Regions from separate parts of the Mus musculus genome. Here region 2 is linked to region 1. Evidence: chromatin loops called from intact Hi-C (ENCODE). Cell type or tissue: gastrocnemius. All regions are shown on one strand. Each heading gives the region's core, and the rest is flanking DNA. Links, peaks and the distances in the headings are about the cores only.

Region 1 (10,707 bases), core at 929-8,928:
CATGTCCAGACCTCTCCCCTTCCCTACTGACCTAGAGAGACGGGGAGTTTGTTGTCTCTTTCCTTTCCTGGAGAGCTCACGGCCTGCTGTGGCTGGAGGAAGAGAATCCCCCCCCTCCATGTTCTTTCTTCAGGCTCCGTGGTCCAATCTAGGATCATAGAGAGATGGGACCCCAGGGCAGGTTGAGTCTTGTTCCTGTTTTGGGGTGTAGTAGCACACACCTAGTTCTCCCTTTGCCTCAGCAAGGCCACACTATGTATGCTCTAGTTGTTTGCTCTCTCCCCACATGAAGCCTCTCTCTGCAGATGGCCTGGAGTCTGGGTGAGGCCAGAAACCAGCTTCCTTCAGAGCTCGCAGAAGGATGGGTTAGCTGACACCCACCTTTAGCCCAGTGGGGCCCATCCCAGCTTCCAGGCCTCTTGGGTTGTGAGATGGGAATTTGTGTTGTGTTTCAAGCCACAAGTTTGCTCTGCATGACAGCAGTCCAGGAACCAGCATAGGTGCCTCCCACAATCTGCAGGGACCCTTTGTCTGGCCAGCAGGAGCACTGGGGAAAGGCAGGGAAAAGGCCTTGGTGAAGGCAGGGAGTAAGGAGGGTCTCCTTTCTACATTCTGTCTCTCACCCTCCAATATAGTCACCTAGAGGGTAGCCAGGTAACCAGTGACCACTGGGACCCTTAGGGGACACCGTGTGGGCAGAGACACTTCTAAAACACCCACTGCCTCTGTCCCTTTTGAGGTGTTTTCAAAACCCAGGAGCTGGGCATGATGGACACCTCTCTTGCTGGAAGCTCAGGAGGCTGGGCATAGGAGTGTGAAATGCAGCCTGGCTTTTCCTTAGGGTCCAAGTCTGGATTATCTCGACATCATTCACATGCTTTTATCTACCTATAGAAGCCACACTGTAAGCCCAGATGCTTATCCACAAGGGAGTAGAATGTGGCCTGTCCACAGGGGAGTAGGACTCAGTCACAGAAAGGAAGGATGGGTGGTTGGGGACACTACACTTGCCCAGCAACCTGGAGGGAGGCCCTAGGGGTCCATTCCCAGCTACAGATAAAACAAAAGGCTAGCCTTGGATGTATAGCAAGACTGTCTAAAGAGGAAATTCCTGGGGCTCCTCTTACTCCAGCTCCAGGGGATCCAAGGTCTTTGGCTCTGTCAGCATTCACCCTCATGTGTGTACATAATTTAAAATAAAAACAAATCTTAAAGTGAAATACAATGAAAGAGGGGACGGTATGGCCACACATCTGTGAACAGAGGGGCAGAAGTCACCCAGGGGGCTAGATCTATGACAGCATCCATGCTGCCTACAGAGCTACCCAGCCCTGTGCACCCCCTCACCACATACAGAGGCTCCTCCACTACTTAAAGTCTTCTTGCTTTTAGGTGACCTTTGGCTCACAGGTGACTCTGGGTGGAATCCAGACGCCTTTATGGGAATGAACAGACTTCGGAAAGGCCAGGGATCATAGTGGGCAGGGTCCTGCATCGGCTCCTTTAGACCCGGCTCCTGCCTAATCAAGGCTGCAAAGTGACTGGGAATACTGTGTGACATGTGCAGGTTACAACCGGAACAACTGTGCACAGGGACCCCAACTGTGACCTGGGTGGTCCTAGAGGGTCCCCAAAGGTCCTGAGCTGTGAGCTAAGAATTGGAGATAGCCCAGGTGGAGGACTTCAGGGACAGATGCGATATCCGTGAGAAGCGGTGGCTGTGTGGTGGCTGGGGCAGGCTAAGAAGAGAGACAATGCTCTGAGGATGAGAGCGTTGTGAAGACATGCTGTCACTCTGGTTACACAGCCTTTGAATGCACGGAGAGCTGCTGTATTGCAGTGAACTGCAGTGGGCATTCTCATGTTCTACTTTATTTTACTCTGTGTGTGTGTGTGTGTGTGTGTGTGTGTGTGCGTATGCAGATGCTTGCGTGTGCAAATGCATATGGAGGTTAGGCGTCCAGTCTCCTTTTTGTTTTTGAGACAGGGCTTACTGGCTAGTTGTATGTCAACTCAACATAAGCTAAAGTCATCTGAGAGGAGGGATCTTAATTAAGAAAGTGCCCCTGTTAGATCAGGCCGTAGGCAAGCCTGTAAGGCATTTTCTTAGTTAGTGATTGATGGGGGAGGACCCAGCCCATGCTGGGTGGTGCTATCTCTGGCCTGGTGGTCCTGGGTGCTATAAGAAGGCAGGCTGAGCAAGCCATGGGGAGCAAGTGAGTAAGCAGCTCCCCTCCGTGGCCTCAGCATCAGCTCCTGCCTCCAGGTTCCTGCTCTGCTTGAGTTCCTGTCCTGACTTCCTTCAATGATGAACAGCAGTACGGAAGTGTAAGCCAAATAAACCCTTTCCTCCCCAACTTGCTTTAGGTCATGGTGTTTCACCATAGAAGTAGTAACTCTAACTAAGACAGGGTTTCTCCGTGTAGCCCTGACTGTCCTGGAACTCAGAGGTCTCCTGAGTGAGGGGATTAAAGGTGTGGGCCTCCACACCCAGCTAGGCGTCTTTTCAAGTACTTTCCTCCTTACATTTTTAGGTCAGGTCTCTCACTTGAATCCTAAGATCACTAATTCTTTTTTTGTTTGTTTTTGTTTTTCGAGACAGGGTTTCTCTGTTTAGCCCTGGATGTCCTGGAACTCACTTTGTAGACCAGGCTGGCTTCGAACTCAGAAATCTGCCTGCCTCTGCCTCCCAAATGCTGGGACTAAAGGTGTGCGCCAACACCGCCCAGCTACTTATTTATTTTAAAGATTCATTATTGTTTTATTTACTTCTACCCGTTCATGTGAGTGTTTGCAATGTGTGTGGGTACCCTTGGAAGGGAAGGAGCACTGGGTAGCCTGCCTGGTGCGGAGTTAAAGGCAGGTGTGAGCCACTCAGGGTAGCCGCTGGGAATTTAACTTGGGTCTTCTGCAGGAGCAGTAAGCACTCTTAACCAATGACCCATCTCTCCAACTGCTACTTAGTTACTTACTTACTTTTGGGGCAGTCTCATGTAGCCCACGCTAACCTCAAACTTGCTCTGTCTGTCTGAGGATGACCTTGAACTTTGATCCTCCTGCTTCCATCTCTGAGGGCTGATATTCCAGGTGGGCTACATGTGGTGCTGAGGGTGGAACCCAGAACTTCACGGGAGCCGCGCAACACTACCAACTCTCCAGTTATTGTTTGAGATGAGGTGAAATTTATAGAACACACAGTCAGCCATCTTTCTGTAGACCACTTGGTGACATTTAATGCATTTGCAGTGTTCTGCCTGCACCAGCTCCCTCAAGTTCCAAGCCCTTTCTTCCCGACAGCAGCTGTTTGGGGATTAAGTGCATTTATATTTGAAAGGTTTTAGCAGAGTGTATGGAACAATATGTACGTGTGTGGCGGTAGTGATATTATTATTATTTTTTATAATTTAATATTCATTTATTTAATAGTTATAAATATAAAATACAATATGTTCAGTCCAAATAATGCTACATATATGTATGTAGTTACAGGGCTGACCACTTACTATTGGCTAACCAACTGGGAGGACTCTTTCTTGAAGAAGACTACTTCCTGTCATTTTCCCTCACCTCCCATATTACTTTTTTTTTAATTAGGTATTTTCCTCGTTTACATTTTCAATGCTATCCCAAAAGTCCCCCATACCCACCCCCACTCCCCTACCCACCCACTCCCCCTTTTTGGCCCTGGCGTTCCCCTGTACTGGGGCATATAAAGTTTGCAAGTCCAATGGGCCTCTCTTTGCAGTGCTGGCCAACTAGGCCATCTTCTGATACATATGCAGCTAGAGACAAGAGCTCCCGGGTACTGGTTAGCAAACACAGAAGTGGATGATCACAGTCAGCTATTGGATGGGTCACACGGCCCCCAATGGAGGAGCTAGAGAAATTACCCAAGGAGCTAAAGGGAACTGCAACCCTATAGGTGGTAGTGATATTATTAATTTGTGTCCCTGGCGCTGGAGTGCAGTGCTCTGTCCACGCACAGGCACCTCTCTTTCCTCAGACTTCCCTGTATCCAACATGTTACCCACTCTTCTAGCACAGTCACATCTTCCCTAAGGTTTGGAGCAGAGAAGATTGTGGCTTAAGTGTGGTATTGGGAAAACACCAGATGACAGTGTTAAGTCACTGTGCTGATCCTGGGGAGACCACTAAAGTCCCCTCAATGAATCAAATACGGAGACCTGGGACAGAACAATAGCCTGTGGCTACTTAGGTTATCTTTTGCTGCCACCTTGTGTTGACACTGGGAATTTCGACTCCTATTTCTACTTTATAACCTAGATAGCGCTTTAGCACGTGCTGTCTGCGAGGTCTGATTACATCTTACCTAGGATGCTAAGAAGATGGCAACAATATCAGGGCCATTTCCGTTGCTCTTGCACGGTGAATTGCTAGGTTGAGAGAAGGGAGGGCTGATGGGAGTGAAGCTGTTCCCTGGGCACCCTGGGAAGACTGGCAGGGTTTGCATGCGGCTGAAGTTAGAAGGGACAAAAGCCTAGGGTGACTCTTTTCCTGATTATCTTCTCCTCTGCAATTTTCTCCATGTCTACATTACCAAATAATGCGCATTACCTTATTTATTTTTTAAGATTTACTTTTGTTATCTTAGATTATGTATATATTTATGTGTAGTTGAGTGGTGGTCCCCCTGGAGCTGGGGTTACAGGACTTTGTGAGCCTCTTGACCTGGGTGCTGCGAGTCGAACTCCGCTCCTCCTGAAGACTAGTACCTGCTTTTATCTGCTGAGCTGTCTCTCCAGCCTGCCTAATTTATTTAACGTCGGACAGCCCGACTTTTAGTGGACGCTCTGTAAAGGTGTGAAGAGTGAATAAACAATGCATACAGAAGGGTTTAAGCTAGACCCCTGCAGCCTTCGAGGCGAGGTCAGGTGGAGAATGAGATCAAGGCCAGGGGTCAGCCGGACATGGTGGAGCACATCTGTAATCCGGAGGTTGGGGTAATATAGCCTCGACTGGTCTTCAGTGTGGATTTCGCCTCAAACCGAACCGGAAAAAAAAAAAAAAAGTTCAGGTGCAGTAGGTTCAAGAAGAGGTTACTCAGAACGAGGTAGTTGTGGACTAGGGAAGTCGCGCTCTGTAACTCTGGGCAGGTGCAAATGAACGGGGGTTGGGGGGTCGCGTCCTCAGGGCTGGGTGCTCATGGGTACAGAGACTGGGTTGGGGGCGGAGCCTTTGTTGAGTCTGGGTGAGTGTGAACAGGGTCAACACGGGTGGGGTCTTCTCGAGCCATGGCCAATAGGGAGCAAAGGTAGGGCTGAAGGCGTGACCAAGAGAGGGATGAATAAAAATGAGGGGCAGGCTTAAGACGCGGGGCGAGTCTGGCCGGGGCGGGGTTGGGACCAAACCAATCAGGGAACAAGATAATCTTGTGGGGGTGGTGCCAGGCCAGTTCAGGCTCTCCCTCTGTCCCGGGTCCTGGAGCGGTCCAGGCTGGGCATGTCTGTCACCGCTCTGGTCCCTCTTCTGCCCTACAGGCCACTGTTTGTGTAGGATTGACAAGAGGCTATTGAGCTCCTGAGTTCTGCGGTCCGGGCAAGGCGCCTCCTGGTGATTTGGCGAGCTCAGCTCCCAGGTCAAGCAGGTGCCAGAGCACTGTGCTGTGTTTTCAGCAGTTCTGAGGGTGAGCGGAGCAGCGGAGCCTGCGCATGTATGTGTATTCGAATAGCTTTGTGTGGGTGCCCATTAGTGTGCACCTGGGGGGATAGAGTGCGCGTGTGTGGAGTTGCTGCAGAAAGCTGAGTGCCTGTGCAAAGTTCTATGCTGCGTGTACAAGGACTGTCCTGTGTGGGAGTGGGATGCAGGTGAACCGTACAGAAAGGTGCACGTGTCAGGCTATTATGGAGGAAAATGAAAGGGCAGGCACAAAAACACTGGGGGTTGGGCATAGGGCAGGATGTCCACAGCAAGTCACGGGGAGAATGTGCGAGGACAATCGTGGGAATGTAAATGTGTGTGCCTGCTTGAGTGGGTGGCATTGAGGGTGCCTCTGAAAGAGTGGGGATGGGGAGACAGCATGAAGTGCTGCTTGCTCTCAGAGGGCTGAGTGTGGGTTGGGGAGCTGGGTAGTGGACAGGTACCTGGCCCGGGTTAGCTGATAATCCTATCAGTTTCTTACTTTGAGGGTCGGGGCTGCCTGACAGTGCTCATGCTTTGTGTGAAAGGAGCTGCCACCTCACCAGTAACTCTTCATTTCCAGCTTCTGTGCTCTCTCTGTCCTGGTGACTTCTGAGTTGGAACATGGTGCAAAAATATCAGTCTCCTGTCCGAGTATACAAGTATCCATTCGAGCTGGTCATGGCGGTGAGTGACCCCTGGTTCTTGGGCTCCTCTTGTGACTGGAGGTCAATGGTGGGAAAGAAAGAGGACATTTCAGGCTATGAAACGGAGAAATTTTACTGAACTTTTCAGCTGTCCTGACTTCTTTGCCTGACCACCCCCTCCCACCTGTCATGACTCTTGAAACCCTGCCGAGCAGATAAAATACAAGCTCTAGAATGAGGATATGTGCTATGATCCTTACATTCAAAGGCTGAAGCAGGAGGATCAGGAGTTCAAAGCCATCCTGGGCTACATAGAAACAAAAAGAGGAGATGGAGATATAGTCTTCCGGTATGAGTGTGTATGTGAGTGTCCTGTACTGAGGCAGTTGTGTGCCTAGGCATGACCGCAGACCCTTGGCCTTCTGGGTCAGGTTTTTGTACTGAGGCCAGAGGTAGAGAACGCTTGGATTCCTTCTCTGGGTTCCACCACTCTGCCTTCCGGAACTTCAGTCTCTCCTCAGAGAAATGGGGACAGTGCTATGACACGGGCTTGTGGTGGACGGTAATAGAAGTGACTGGTGTCCCAGAAGCCACATGATTGACACATAGTAGGTACCTGTGACATATGGCATTCCCTGTTATCACACAAGATCTAGAGCTGGAGGGATGGCACAGTGGTGAATGTTTGCAGAGCATGCAGAAGGCTCTGAATTCCATGCCTAGCACACACACACATACATGCACACACACACACAAGCATGCACATGCATACAAACAAATGCACACACACACAAGCACGCACATGCATACACACATACACAAGCACCCACATGCACATGCACACACACATGTGTGCATGAATGCACATACACATGGGTGGGGAGAGGAGAAGGTTTTACAAGTGATTATATTGAAATATTTTGCAAATGTGTCCAACCTGTGGCCCATGGGCCACTTGCGCCCAGGATAGCTATGAATGTGGCCCAATATACTTGTAGACTAGAACAGCATATCAGTGTCAAAAGGTTGGACACCCTGCTAGTGTCTAAAACACCAAATGTCTTCCCGATTTGCTGCACTCCACCCCCAACTGCTAACTCCAGCCTTCTTTTCAAGAACCTGTCTCAGCTGGGGGATCTGCGCATGTGTCCTGCCTGATCCAACGCTAGGAGCCCACATGCCTATGTTTTTCTGGCCTATAGAAGATAAAGGTCTACAGAAGGCATCGTTGCACAGGGCTGGTTCTTAGGATGGGGAGGCTGACAAGCTGGGGACCCTGGGAGCAGGCGACCCCACCCCTGATCTTCTGCTGCCTATCTTTAAAATGGAGATCTCTGGCGTTCCAAATCATGGTGACGGGCTGTTGGCTGAGTGAATCGGTATCTGCAGCTCCTACAGCAGGCTCTGATGAAGAGGAAATGAGCCGTGAGTTCTGGCTCACACTGTGACTCTTGTGCAGGCAGGCTGTAGGGTGCCATGGGGCTGTGACTCCAGAGGGCGAGGCTGAGACAGCCATTTTGGTCAGAAGCACAGAGTCCATGCTGCTGTTTTCCACACTCTGGCATAAGGTTGTCATGGTGATTAACAGTGTGCATGTGCGTGTCCGTGTGTGTTGGTCTCAGTACATAGCTCACTTCACACCAAGCAGATGGAAATACTAGACGGTTATGCCTCAGTCTGTGAAGTGTTCTCTCGGCATGAACAAAGCCCCGGGCTCAGTCCTCAGCACCTTGTCATCCCATATGGTGGTGCTCCACCATAATCCCAGGCCAGAAGTTAGAGGTAGGAGGCTAGGAGGCTAGGTTACCTCAGTTTGTCATGAGTTCAAGGCTAGCCTGAGCTACTTGAGACCCTGTATAAAAGAGAAAGGATGGTGAGATGGCTCATTGGATAAAGATGGCTGCCTTTAAACCTGATCACCTGAGTTTCATCGCTGGTGCCCAAATGGTGAAAGAGAATAGACACCCAAATATGTCCCCTGACCTCTACATGCACAGTCTCCCAGGTCAATCAATCAATGTAGTTTAAACACTTACAAAACTCTTAGGAAGGGGAGAGGAAATGGTAGGTAACTGTAAGTCTTCTAGTGGTCCTGGCTACTCACATTTTCTAAGTTTCTGAGCCTATTCATTCATTGAGTAGAAGAGAGAGTTTGTCATCTCCTTCTGGAATTGTTTCAAAACCTTTTCAGCCATGAAACCAAGACACATGTCTATAGGGTGGAAAATAATGTACTGTGAGGGCTTAATACATATAAATTTAGCCAGGCAATGGTGGCATACCCTTTAATCCCAGAACTCAGAAGGCAGAGGCAGGTGAACCTCTGACTTTGAGGACAGCCTGGATGAGTTCCAGGATGGCCAGGGTTACACGGAGAAACCCTGTCTCAAGAAACAAACAAAAATGTAAACTGAATATACTATGTATAGGTTATAAAAAAATGTTCACAATCAAGTGTGATGGCACACGTCTAGGATCTCAACAGTAGGTGGGAAGATGGCAGAAGAAGGGGGATTGGAAATCCAAAGTCATATGAGCTACAAGGCTTGATAATATACAGAGCTACGTAAGACACTGTCTCAAGCCCTCATCCTCCAGCCCCGAATGAAAAAGAAGAGGGAGGAGGAGAAAAGAGAAGGTTTATCTCTGTAAGTTGGAGGCCAGCCTGGTCTCCACAGAAAGACCCTGTCTCAAAAAACCAAACCAACCAAACAACCAAACAAACCAATTAAAAAGTAAATTGCGTTGAGTCATCTTCAAAGTGTTCTCTGGAGGGTGGGTCACAGCCACCTCCGCTCTTCCGTCCTGTTCTTGTCCGTGTCCAGATCCTGCAGCTTCGCCACAGACAAAGGCGCTTTGCTGACTGTTGACAAAACGCTATTGTCCCTCAAATAACCACATCACTACACAGAACTTGTGGCTTTGGAGGCACAAAGGGGTTTTTCTGCCCTTAATGCCCCTCTTTGTTCCTCAGCTGATACTTGCCCTCAGTGTGGGTTCCAGGCTGGACCACTGGGGATGAACTCAGCTGCCTCCAGGCATCCGAGCTGTGGGCCTTTTGGTTTGTGTTTGACAGGAGTGTTCGGAGAATTGGATCACCCAGTGCATCAAAAGCCCCCCAGCTGGACCGGAAAGGCTTCCCAGATTTACTGATTGGCTTCTAAACTGATCAAAGGTTATTTTTCTTACTTATGTGCATGTAGATATGCCTGTATGAGTTTATGTGTCTGTAGGCACCCACCAAGGCCAGAGCATATTGGAACTGGAGTCACTGGTGGTTGTGAGACACCTGATGTGTGTTCTGGGAACCAAACCCTGGTCCTCTCTGGAAGAGCAGTAAGTGCTTTTAACCCCTGAGCCATCTTTCCAGCAAGATTTCTAAAATTTTTATTACACCATTTTAGAGAGTGAAAGAGATAGATAGATAGATAGACAGACAGACAGACAGACACACAGACAGACATCTCCAGTCAGAGGATTACTACTGTCTGGATTCAATTTTCTTTTACCTTGTGAGTTTTGGGAACTGAACTTCAGTCTTACCACAGACACCTTTACCCACTGAGCCACTTCACTGGCCCAACTAATTAGTGTTTATTTTGATAAAGGATTTCACTCTGTAGCTCAGATTGGCTTGGAACGCACAACAATCTTCCTTTGTCAGCCTCCTAATTGTGAAAACTCTTTTAAAGATTTGAGCCAAGGAGATGGCTCAGTGGGTAAAAGGTTTGCTGTGTATCCATGAGGACCTGAGCTAGGGCTCCCCAGCAACTTTATAAAAACTGGGTGCAATAGTGTGTACCTCTGATGCTCAGGATGGGGATATAGAGAAGGGCGGAGCTTCAGGACTCACTGGTCAGTCAGCCTAGTAGAAATGTACTGTGCTCCAGGTGTAGTGAACAATCACACCTCAAAAATAAGGTGGAGAGAGATGGAGGGAGCCATGTCAGCTTCTGATGTCCACATTTGAACATTTTGGAGCATTTACCCACCCATCCACACACATGGGAGGTGGGGGGGGGGGAGAGAGAGAGAGAGAGAGAGAGAGAGAGAGAGAGAGAGAGAGAGAGAGAGAGAGAGAAATTGATCTGTAGACTAGGCTGGCCTTGAACTCAGAGATCCATCTACCTCTGCCTCCTGAGTGGTGGGATTAAAGGCATCTATCACCACTGCCTGGCTGAGCTTAATTAAAAAAACAAACAAACATGTATGTATGTATGTATGTATGTATGTATGTATGTATGTATGTATATATCTGAGTGTTCTATTTGCATGTAAACCTGCATGCCAGAAGAGGGCATCGGATCCCATTACAGATGGCTGTGAGCCACCATGTGGTTGCTGGGAATTGAACTCAGGACCTCTGGAAGAGCAGCCAGTGCTCTTAATCTCTGAGTCATCTCTCCAGCCCTGAGTTTAAATT
Region 2 (10,707 bases), core at 1,673-9,672, 49 kb after region 1:
AATCTACCTCGGCTAGCGTGCCCTTCCGAGAACTCCCAGCTCAGCACCCCAAATCTGCCCTCAATTTCAGTTGCACAGCCTCCTTCAGTCCCAGCTCAACACCCCAACCTCCCACCTGGAGAAGCAGCCTATGGCCACTCTTTCTGAGATCTCACATGGCTGGTTGGCTTTTCTACCTCCAAAGCATGTCAAAAACTCTCTCTCAGACCAATGGTTGGCTGCAAGTATCCACATCTGTATTTGTCAGGCTCAGGAGACAGCTGTATCAGGCTCCTGTCAGCAAGCACTTCTTGGCATCCGCAACAGTGTCTGGGTTTGGTGTCAGCATGTGGGATGAATTCCCAGGTGGGGCCGTCTCTGCATGGCCTTTCCTTAGTCTCTGTTCCACTCTTTGCCCCCTATCTCCTTTAGACAGGAGCAATTCTGGGTTAAAACTCTGGAGGTGAATGAGTAGCCCCACTGGGGCCGTGCCTAACCTCTGGACATGGTCTTTACAGGCTCTCCCTCCCCTTTGTTGGGTATTTCAGCCAATCTCATCCCCTTTGGGTCCTGGGAGCCTCTTGCTTTCCTGGCATCTGGTACTTTCTGGTGGCTACCACCATTGGTCTGAGCACGGGGACCCCAATGGAGGAGTTAGGGAAAGGACTGAAGGAACTGAAGGGGTTTGTAACCCCATAGGAAGAACAACAATATCATCTAACCAGACCCCCTCCCCCCAGAGCTCCCCGGAACTAAACCACCAACCAAAGAGTACACATGGAGTGACCCATGGCTCCAGACGCATATAGCAGAGGATGGCTTTTTCTGGCATCAGTGGGAGGAGAGGCTCTTGGTTCTGTGAAGGCTCAATGCCCCAGTGTAGGGGAATGCAAGGGTAGGGAGGTAGAAGTGGGTGGGTAGGGGAGCTCCCTCAAAGAAGCAGGGGGAGGGGAGGATGGGATAGGGGGTTTGCAGAGGGGGTTTGTGGAGGGGAAACAGGGAAAGGGATGGGAATATAAATAAGTAAAATATCCTGTTAAAAAAAAAAGAAAAGAAAAGGAAATTGAAGAGAAGAGAAGAGAAGAAAATAAAAAAGAAAAGAAAATGAAAAAGAAAACTTGCTTTCTCCTCTCCTGTGTCTGCTTGCTTGCCTGCCGACCCAGAAATCCAGTCTCTTCCTTCCACCCAGCAATTGGCTAAAATTTGTCTAAAATAACTGACCCTAGCCCAGACATTGACAAAGTCTGCATGATGTTAGAATCATTTGAAATGGTAATTTTAAAGATAAACAGTAATTGTTTAGGCTGGTAGGGTTTTTTTTTTTTTTTTTTTGGAGTGGAGTATTACATAGTAAAGGTATTGTATGACAACTTTCTCCAAATTGAAACATCTGCTCCCAAAGGAGGAAGGAGTGTATCAGACTCAGGAAGTAAATGCAGGTGACAAGATTCACAAGGTCCCTTCCCTAGCATCATATAAGCAGTAAAGTAACTAGCATGGGGAGAGGAGACTGGTCAACTGAGCTGTCTGCAGGTCAAGCAGGAACTTTAATACTGAGTGTTCATGACTGGTCACCTGTCCTGGGGTGAGCCACTCTGTGATGCAGCTGCCTTTGAGCCACCCATACTATGTGAGTAACTCCAATAAACTCACTGTTCACCGAGCTAGGCCTGGCTGGACTCATTCCTTGTGTCTGCCAGTGTTGGCCTGCCTGCATAGATAGATATCTGTTCACATCTTCCCAGGAAGTCACACAGTGAAAATAACAAACATGTTTGGAAAGTCCCGCTCCTCTCATAGACGCTAAGTGCACAGTATCACATGCTCACAGGGAACCTGCTGGACCCTTTCTGAAGCCCCTTCATGGGCCAGAAGTGATGAGCTTTGTCGCACCCCAGGTGGGGCAGGATACAGACTTGGGAAGCTGCTGCTGCTGTGCTGGGAGGTAGGAAAGGTATCCAGACCAAAGGGCAGGGAAGAATGTCACTACTCCGTCACAGCGAGTCATTGCCTGAGTGACAGCAAGGGTATCTGTGTGAGCTCTTTGAAAGAGAAACCAAGAATTTGGAATGCTGACTTTACATGTGGACACCTGACTTGAATTGTATGGATGTGGGCGTGGCTCAGTTGACAGAACACTTGACTAGCATGCACAAAACACTGGGCTCGATCCTTAGCACTATGTAAAATGACTGTGGTGTCATGACTGCACTTCTGGGACTCTGGAGACAAACTAGAAGGATTAGGAGTTCAAGGTCATCCTTGGCTGTGTAGCAAGAATGAGGCCAGCCCAGGCTTCATGAGATCCTGTCTTGACCAAACCAAACCAAACCAAACCACCACCACCAATAAGAAATGGCCCTCACTGGCTCATGTATTTTAATACCAGGTTCCCGGCTGATGGAAATGCTTCGGAAGGTTTAGGAGGTGTGGCCTTAGAGGAGGTGTGTCACTGGGATGATCTTTCAAGTTTCAAGAAACTAGTGCAATTCCCAGTATTCATTCTCATTCTCTCTCTCTCTCTCTCTCTCTCTCTCTGTCTGTCTGTCTGTCTCTGTCTTTTTTCTCTCTCTCCCTGTCTTTCTCTCTCTGTCTCTGTCTCTCTGTCTCTGTCTTTCTGCTTGGTGGTTGTGAATCAAGATGTGATCTTTCAACTGTTCCTTCTTTACTCTGACATCATGGACTCTCTCTAAAACCATAAGGCAAATTAAATACTTTCTCTTTATAAGTTGCTGGGGTCATGATGTTTTATTACAGCAATAGAAAATTAACTAAGAATAAAGTAAGTACCAGGAAGTGGGCCATTTCTGTGATAGGTCTGGCCATCATTTTTGGAGAAATGTTGAAAACTCTGGAACTTTGGACTAGGAAAATAGTTGAATGCTATAAAAGGGATTTATTGGGCCATCCTAGTTGGAGCTTAGAGGACAGCAATGCTAACAGCAATGTGGACTATGAAAGCCTAGTTCAAGAGGTTTCAGAAGAGAGTGATATTAGCAAGAGGGCTAGAGACCGTACATGTAAACTTGGCTAAGAATGTGGCTGTCTTTTGCCCTTGTCCTAAGAATTTCCCTGGGAATGAATTGAAAAATAATGGAATGATTTCTTTGGTGAAGGAGATTGTAGGGGGTGGTTCTGATGCTAAGGTCCTGTTCCCCAACTGGTTCTTGATCTGTCAGTAAAGAAAGCCATGGGCCAATTGCTGGGCAGAAGGTAGAGCTGGAACTTCTGGGTCCCAGGAGGAAAAGACAGATGCAAGGAAGGAGAGGTGGAGTATTTGTCATGCTTTGGAGGGAGAAGAAGCCAGCAGCCATGTGAGGTCTCAAGAGGAGCTGGGGCCTGTGGCCACAACTACAGGCCGGTGGTCAAGGATGTTTGGCAGGGGGTAGGTGGAGGTTTAGGGCAGGTGGGAGGAGTGGCGATAAAAATATTAAGGGCACACTTTTCCAGGTGGGAGATAGTAACACCCAGCAATTGTGCTCTACCACAAGTTGAACAGGAACTCTGTGTGTGTGTGTGTGTGTGTGTGTGTGTGTGTGTGTGTGTGTGTGTGTGTGTGTGTGTGTGTCTTTTGTCTGAGGACTCAAGGCAAGCTGGATGGGGGTTGGTAGTGAGGTCACTTTCCAGAGCAAAGGCAGATAGAGTAAAACCTGTCTCTGAGACAGGGTTTAGCCCTGGCTGTCCTGGAACTCCCTCTGTAGACCAGGCTGGCCTCAAACTCAGAGATTCATTGCCCCTGCCTCCAAGTGCTGAAATTAAAGGCATGTGCTGCCACCACCTGGCTTTTGGTGACTTCAATACAGCTCAATAGTGACCCTTCTATGTGGTTATTGTCAATCACTCTCATGTAGGTCTAGAATGGAAACAAGCAAGTGAGTGAAACAAACAAATACAAAATGTGGAGTTTGAGGTGAAAAAGAGCACCAGGGAACTTAGTATTGGAGCCAAGGCTTGATCTGAAGGAGGTAAGGAGCGGTGTGGTGGGAACCACAAAGCAGAAAGGGCGCTCTCAGAGTAACACCCGCCCATAACTAGTCATTTGCCTCCAACTTGTGAAAAGGGAAGGGCCCTGGAATTTTCTGCTAAAAAGCAACAACAAAGGAAAGTGTCTGCAAATGAGCCTAAGGGGACCAGGCTCCATCCCGTGGGTAATGAAACCTGGCAGTGTCATCTGCATGGTTCTGACTTTAGAGTCACGAAGAATCTACAAGTAAAGGGGTTTAGGACATGTCCTCCTTGGTTAAGGACAGTCACTGAGGCCAGATATTTGGAAGGGAGTCCCTGCAGGGAAGGCTCTGAGAGGCCATTGCATGAAACTGTGAAAGCGAAGTCTGGATTGCACTGGAGACTCCAAGATGTTAGAGGTGCCAGAGCCATGGGGTATTGCCAAGGAGAGCTGCACACAGGGACCCAGGCCAAGAAAGAGAAGTATGTCACAGCAGCAGAGCTGGAGGGAGTAGATCTGAAGAGCCCTTGACAACAGACCCTGAGCTACAGGGTTTGAAGTCCGCCCTGTCGGCTCTCCATCTTGCTTTGGCTCAGCAGTTCCTGGCAATGCCCCCATTCCTCACTTTTGGAATGGCAACATATATATCATGCCATTGTATGTTGGGCCTATGTCATTTGCCTTTTTATTTTACAGGAAGTTACAATAACAGAGTGCCTTGGGTCTCCAAAAAGACTTTAAAACAGTATTGAGACTGGGAAAGAGTAAGGGGAAAGTTGGACTAAGAGCATTTTGCACTGTGATATGGCAGTACGCCTATGGGGGCAGGGATTGGAATGTGGTGGTTCCGGTGAGAATGGCTTCCACAGGCTCATCTACATCCCCACCTGATGGAACCGTTTGGGTAGGGTCAGAAGGGAGGTGTATCACTTGAGGTAAGTCTTGAGGTTCTCTCTCTCTCATCTGGTCCCTTGCTCCACCATCATGGATTCTGACACTCTGAAACCCTAAATCAAATTAAATTGCTTCCTTTGATATGTTGCTTATCACAGCAATAGAAAAGTAACTAGGACAACCACCAATGGAAAATGGTTAGGACCAATGAAATCCCTGCCTTCCAAGTGTAGCCTAGCCTGCAGCAACAGCACCGACTGGAGCTTGCAGGAACACAGCACATGACTGTGGTTACTTCTCTATTGCAGTGATAAAACATGACCCAAGCAACTTATCAAAGAAAGCATGGTCCCTGGGTGGCCTTGTGCCTGGCCAAACTTGTGCAGCATTGGGTTAACAGAGGCACTGGGGAACTGTCCAACGTCCCCATGAGAGGCAGCAGCTCAGGACTCAGACCTCACACGCCCCCTGGTGGCTTGTTTTAGTATCCCAATTTATTCAAGTGTTAGAAAACTCCTTTAGGGAACAAGACAACAAAAATAGGTCTGTAAACAAGGCGACTTCCTTCCCTCCCCATCCCTTCTTATGAGGTGCTTCCTGTGACAGGATGCAGAGTTCTAGTTGGCTGTCCAGCGATGAGGCTGTATAAAAGGCGAGTGCCGTGGCTGAGCCGAGGGTGTGTGTGTGTGTGTGTGTAAGGCTTTCTATTTCATCCCTGTGCAGGCGGAGAGTGGCCACTCTTGTCATGATGGGGTTACAGAGTTCCATTTGCTAGTGGCTTCCTGGGAGTCTTTGGCAGTGGCGAGACCCCTGTGCGAGACAGGCCTCTGGGCAGCAGATATAGGCGAGCGGGAGGCAGGTGCAGGCTCTCCAGAGCTCCTTATTGCTAGGTTGGCATGAGCCACAGCATGGGGACAGGAGGAATATGGCCAGCAAAGGGTGGGGTGCATAGCATCCATGCCAGTGGCCTCACAATGTCCCCTGTGGAAGTGAGGAGCAGGGACAAGATTATCTGGAGCATGCCGTTGGGGCAGCTCTTCAGTCCTTGAAGGGGTTGCTAGTTTCCTCCATGTGCTCCTTCTCTGCAGTCAGCGCTTCCCCGTTCACCTCCTGCAGTGGGTGATACACATAGTCCCCGTCGAGGTGCCGGTTCCTCTCGGCCCTGGAGCCCAGGAACAAGGACACGTTGACCCCAGTGCTGATCAGCAGCAGGAAAATTAGTGTCAGGGTGAGGGCTAGCCAGGTGGTCCTGGGATGGAAAAGAGAGTCTTGAGTGGGGGCAGGCAGCCAGAACCCAAACTGGGCATGTTGAACCCAGTAGGCAGGGAGGGGAGTAGGTATACTGAAGACACATGGAGGGAATACCACAGACAGTCTCTGATGTTTTAAGGATGTTTAAAAACATTTTTAGGAACTGGGGAATTAGCTCATGCTTGTCTTATAAAATGAAGACCCAATTTAAGTCCAGCAGGGCTGGGTGAGGTGGCACACGCCTTTAATCCCAGCACATGGGAGGCAGAAACAGGTGGGTTTCTGTGAGTTTAAGGCCAGGCTGGTCTACAGAGAGAGCTCCAGGACATCCAGGGTTACACAGAGACACCAAAACAAAAGCCAGGCATGATGGTACGTTGGAAGTTGGAGCTCACCAGTCAGCTTGTCTAACCTAACCTGTGAGTTTCAGGTCAAAAAAAAAAAAAAAAAAAAAAAAAAAAACAAGGTGGTGGGTGGGGGAGGATGTGGGGGACTTTTGGGATAGCATTGGAAATGTAAATGAAATAAATACCCAACAAAACACACACACACACACACACACACACACACACACACACACACACACACACACACACACATCTAATGTGAATGTTACTGCTTTTAGGTGGTTCCTAATATATTTTTTGCAGTACTGGGAATTGAACCTGGGTCCTTGTGCGTGCTAGGCAATCACTCTACCACTGAGCTACAGCCTAACCTCCCACCCCTACTTTTTATGTTATAATAGGATTTCATAAAGTTGCTCAGGTTGATCTTGAACTCAATCTGTGGCTTAAGCTGGCCTTGAATTTGCTATCTTCCTGCTTCAGCTTCCTGGAATAGCTAGGATGACAGGCTTGTGCCAGAAGGTCCAGCTCAAGATCTGTCTGTCTGTCTGTCTGTCTGTCTGTCTGTCAATCTATCTCCCTACATCTATCTCTTGTCTTAGGTATCCCAGGTTGGCCTAAGACTCCCTAACATTCTTAAACTCGTGGCTTTTCTGCTTCTACCTCCCAAGTGCTGGACTTACAGGCACATGATGCCACCATGCCTGGGTTATGATATGAAATGCTGGGGATTGAACCTAGGGCTTTCTGCATGCCAGGCAATCAATCTGCCAATTGAGCCACACCCCCTGCTTCACAATTCTTTCCATGAGCCCTGTGGGGATGGAGCTGGAAACCCAGGAAACAGCAGAAAGGAAGCAACAACAACACAAAGCCTGAACACACGGAAGAGTTCAGAAATAAGGTGAGTCCTTCCTGTCTCTATGGCCCTGCTCCAGCATCTAAGTGGAGTCTCTGCAGCCAGAGGCATGACACCCATAGCCTGCTACCTTTGAGTTCCACTGGGTAGCTCAGGGTCTTTCCTGGATGCCAGTTTTACCTGTGACTGTCCCTGAGCTTGCAAAGTAGAGGGTAACCTGTGACCTCCTGGCCTGGCTAGTGCCTCACGGATGAGACATAGGGGCTCAGTGCCTGCTAAAACACTTACCTGGTGAAAGAGGCCAGCTCTCCTGCCCTCGGCGTAGCCTCAGTTGGCTGGAGACACTGCCTCACTGCAAGACACCAGAAAGAAGGGCTGGGGAGAGTCCACCTACCCCAGACCTGCCCCAAGGGCTCCCAGCTCAAGAACCTTTAAGGCCGCATACCTTGGGAGATGCTGCAGTTGCCAGTCTGCGGGTCACAGGAACACTGGTGCTCACACTGGCAGGGCCTCTGGCAACCTGGCCCATACCAGCCCAGAGGACACTCTGTGGAGAGGAGATGGTGGCAGGGAGGTCTCACCTTGGGTGGCATGGTCTCCTGTCACAGACAGCCTGGCTCCTGGGTGTGCACATGGCCATGCTGAAGGAGATGCCCTCAGATCCCTGGGACCCAACCCTCCAAGGTAACCGGGCTGCAAACAGGGCTGTGTTCCAGTTTCTAGAGTGCTTGCTGCATATACATAGGGCCCTGGGTTTGACTTCTAGCACCCTATAAGTTGGTGCTATGCCTATAATCCCAGCGCTTGAAAGGAGGAAGCAGGTTGCTTGAGGCCATTCTCGGTTACATACTAAGTTAGAGAACTGCGTGGGCTGTATAAGACTTTGTCTCAGATAAACACCAAGAATACTGCCTAGATTTAAGGTGGGCTCTAGAACTTATGACCTTAAAAGGATGAAGAAATTATGAATGGGAACTCCACTGAGCTGATGCTGAAACCACCCTACCCATGCCTAGGATCACCAGGAGCTGCTTTCCAGGAGTTAAGGACTTTGGTGGATCTCCCTCAGGGGCGTGGCCGGCCACACTTTGTTTTTTGCTATTGGTCCTTAGAGTTGAGTGGACAATACTGAAAATCTGGCCTCCTACTTGCTGGGACTCTTTCAGTAGGTAGAACATCGGGTTATCCACATGCGAAATGAGAAAAGGCTCTGAAGGTAAGTTCCAAGCCAGAAGGAGGGACGAAGGCGTCATACCAGCTGCGTGCAGCCAGGCCACCCTCTCCAGGAGTGTTTGCAGGCAGCTCTCACCTTCACTGCAGTTGGATCCTGTCCACCCAGCATCACAGTGGCAGCCAGCTACCAAAGCAAGACCACAGAGGCTGGGTAAGGACACAGGCGGGAGTCTAGCATGGGCGAGCTGGGGTCCCGCCAGAGCACCACCCTCCTGTGGGCTCCCCACTCACTCTCTGTGCACAGCCCATGCTGGCTGCAGTTGGAGGGGCCACAGTCCAGCTCGCTGCAGGCCTCGCCCCGCCAGAAGTGGCTGGTGCATTCACAGTGGCCATCCACACAGGTCCCATGGCCACTGCAGTCGGGTGGCTGGCAGCGCGGTTCATGCACACACACCACAGTGGACACTTGGCGGGGACAGCGCCACATGTTGTCCTGGCTGTGGGGGATTCACTGTGAGACGAGGTCTAGGCCTTGGTGCTGGTCCCTGCCGCAGCCTATAAAGGCTGTCCAGTTTGCCTCCCTTTCCATTCTGCCAGTTGTGCGTGCGTGCATGCGTGCGTGCGCATATGGAGTCAGGACAACCTTAGATACATGTCATTTAAAACTTTATTTTATTTATCTTTCTCGCTGGCCTGGACCTTGCCAAAAAGTAGGCTAGGCTGGCTGGCCAGAGGGTCAGGATTCACCTGACTCTTCCTCAACAAGGCTGGGACTGCAAGCATGTGCCACTTGCTCGTATCTGGCTTTTTATATGGGTTTTGGAGTTTAAACTCAGGTCCTTCGCTTGCGAGGCAAGTACTTTTCCTCCTGAGCTATAGCTCCAGCCTCTCCCTGGGCCACTTAGCGGATTTCCCCATTGCGTACAGTTTGTCTTCCGGTAAAGGCTCTCTCAACCCCGGCCAGCCATCTCCTCAGGTCTTACTTCACTGTCCTCAGGGAGGCCTTTCCTGACCTGTCTCAGGTTTCCAGGGATGGGCTGTGCAGCACCCTGAGGGAAGAGATCTCGGCTCTTCTGCTCACTTTTGGATACCCAGGGCCTGGCACACAACAGGGTCTCAGTATTGACTGAGTGAGACAGTCTGAGAGAGCCACAAAGGTGGCTCAGGGGTTCTTACCAGTGATCTGAAGGGTAACTGGCCAGGGTCCCATTGAGCACAAAAGTAGCAGAACCGCCTCCATCCAGGTTGATGGCATTGACGACATCTTGTTGACGCAGGAACTCTGCCATCTCCCATAGGTTAAGGCTGTGCAGAGGGGGTATGCAGCTGAGCCCCTGTGGTCTCTGGCTTAACTGTCTTCTTTCACTAGTAGGTAAATGCTATTGCCTCCAGATGAAACTTCCAAAATGGCCGGAAAGCTGTCTTGTCCCACCAATACCCCAGAAACGACTGGAAGGTAGGGGTGGCTGAGTGCAAACAGCCCCGAGGGTTCCTGGGACTCACCCACGCTGTTCCGTCTGTCCATCAGCATGGAAGAGGATAAGCTGCCCCTCACGGTCATGACCCACGGCTGTCCTGGCTGACATCACATTCACAAATTTGCTAAAAGAACCTAAAGGAGAAGGGCCCGGGGTGGTTACCCAGCTCTCCAGGGGACCCCTCAGGTCTCCCGACTTTCTCTCTTTTGATGGCTCCTTCCCTCGTGCACGTGTGGCAAGCACTGGATCACTGAGCCACATCCCAGCTCCACCTCCAGTGAGCTTCCATGCCACAGCCAGAAGCACTTCATGTGATCTCAGTCTCCAGAAACTTCTATGTTGGTGGAAGGATTTCACAGGCCTTGCCTGAGGCCCCAGGCCTCACTTCTGTACTTGTTCACCCAGCAGCTACTCTCTGCCTAGGGCCTTGAAGGCTGCCCTGAGCCTGGGAACCACAGGCCTCTGCCCTGAGTTCTTCTGATAGCTTGTTCCTTTGACTCAAAGACAGCCTCTTGAGTCTCCCTCTCCCTCTACACTATACCCTGAATAGCCAGATTCCCAGGACCAAAGTGTCCTTTTCCACCACCCCAGTATTTTCCACTCTGGAGGTACGTCAGAGGATAACCCTGGGTGTTGGTCCTCAGGTGCCACCCACTTTCTGTGTGAGACAGGTCTCTTGTTAGCTTAGAATATCACCGTGTGGCCGTGGATCTGCCTATCCCTGCCTTCCAGCTCCATCCCTGGGAATGCAAGTGTGCATCCCAGCACTTGGCTTTTAAT

What was found. A loop is a pair of places that touch in the nucleus more often than their neighbours do. Peaks named below come from ENCODE experiments on the same cell type or tissue, not always from the same donor. Only the 100,000 strongest peaks of a DNase experiment are listed, where the experiment ranks them.
Region 2: a loop joins it to region 1, with 2.5 times the contacts of the local background. A loop is called at or near these places in 9 of 42 quality-filtered maps.

The regions. Positions count from the first base shown.
Region 1 is chr16:5,141,525-5,152,231 of GRCm38, forward strand. It overlaps Sec14l5 (SEC14-like lipid binding 5), which reads left to right and starts at 5,585. Exons shown (of 16, transcript NM_001127725.1): 1 at 5,585-5,605; 2 at 6,221-6,324. The coding sequence starts at 6,262. In gastrocnemius, for the core only: CTCF peaks have their summits at 4,237 (motif pointing left) and 5,519; DNase peaks (open chromatin) are centred at 4,248, 4,913 and 5,327; H3K4me3 peaks cover 4,279 bases; H3K27ac peaks cover 3,835 bases.
Region 2 is chr16:5,189,991-5,200,697 of GRCm38, forward strand. Nagpa (N-acetylglucosamine-1-phosphodiester alpha-N-acetylglucosaminidase) reads right to left here. Exons shown (of 10, transcript NM_013796.3): 4 at 9,953-10,061; 5 at 9,626-9,754; 6 at 8,741-8,946; 7 at 8,586-8,633; 8 at 7,722-7,823; 9 at 7,565-7,628; 10 at 5,290-6,068. The coding sequence ends at 5,858. Among named protein-coding and RNA genes, the nearest start is that of Nagpa, 8.7 kb to the right of the region's middle. In gastrocnemius, for the core only: a CTCF peak has its summit at 5,291 (motif pointing left); DNase peaks (open chromatin) are centred at 4,372, 5,285 and 8,841.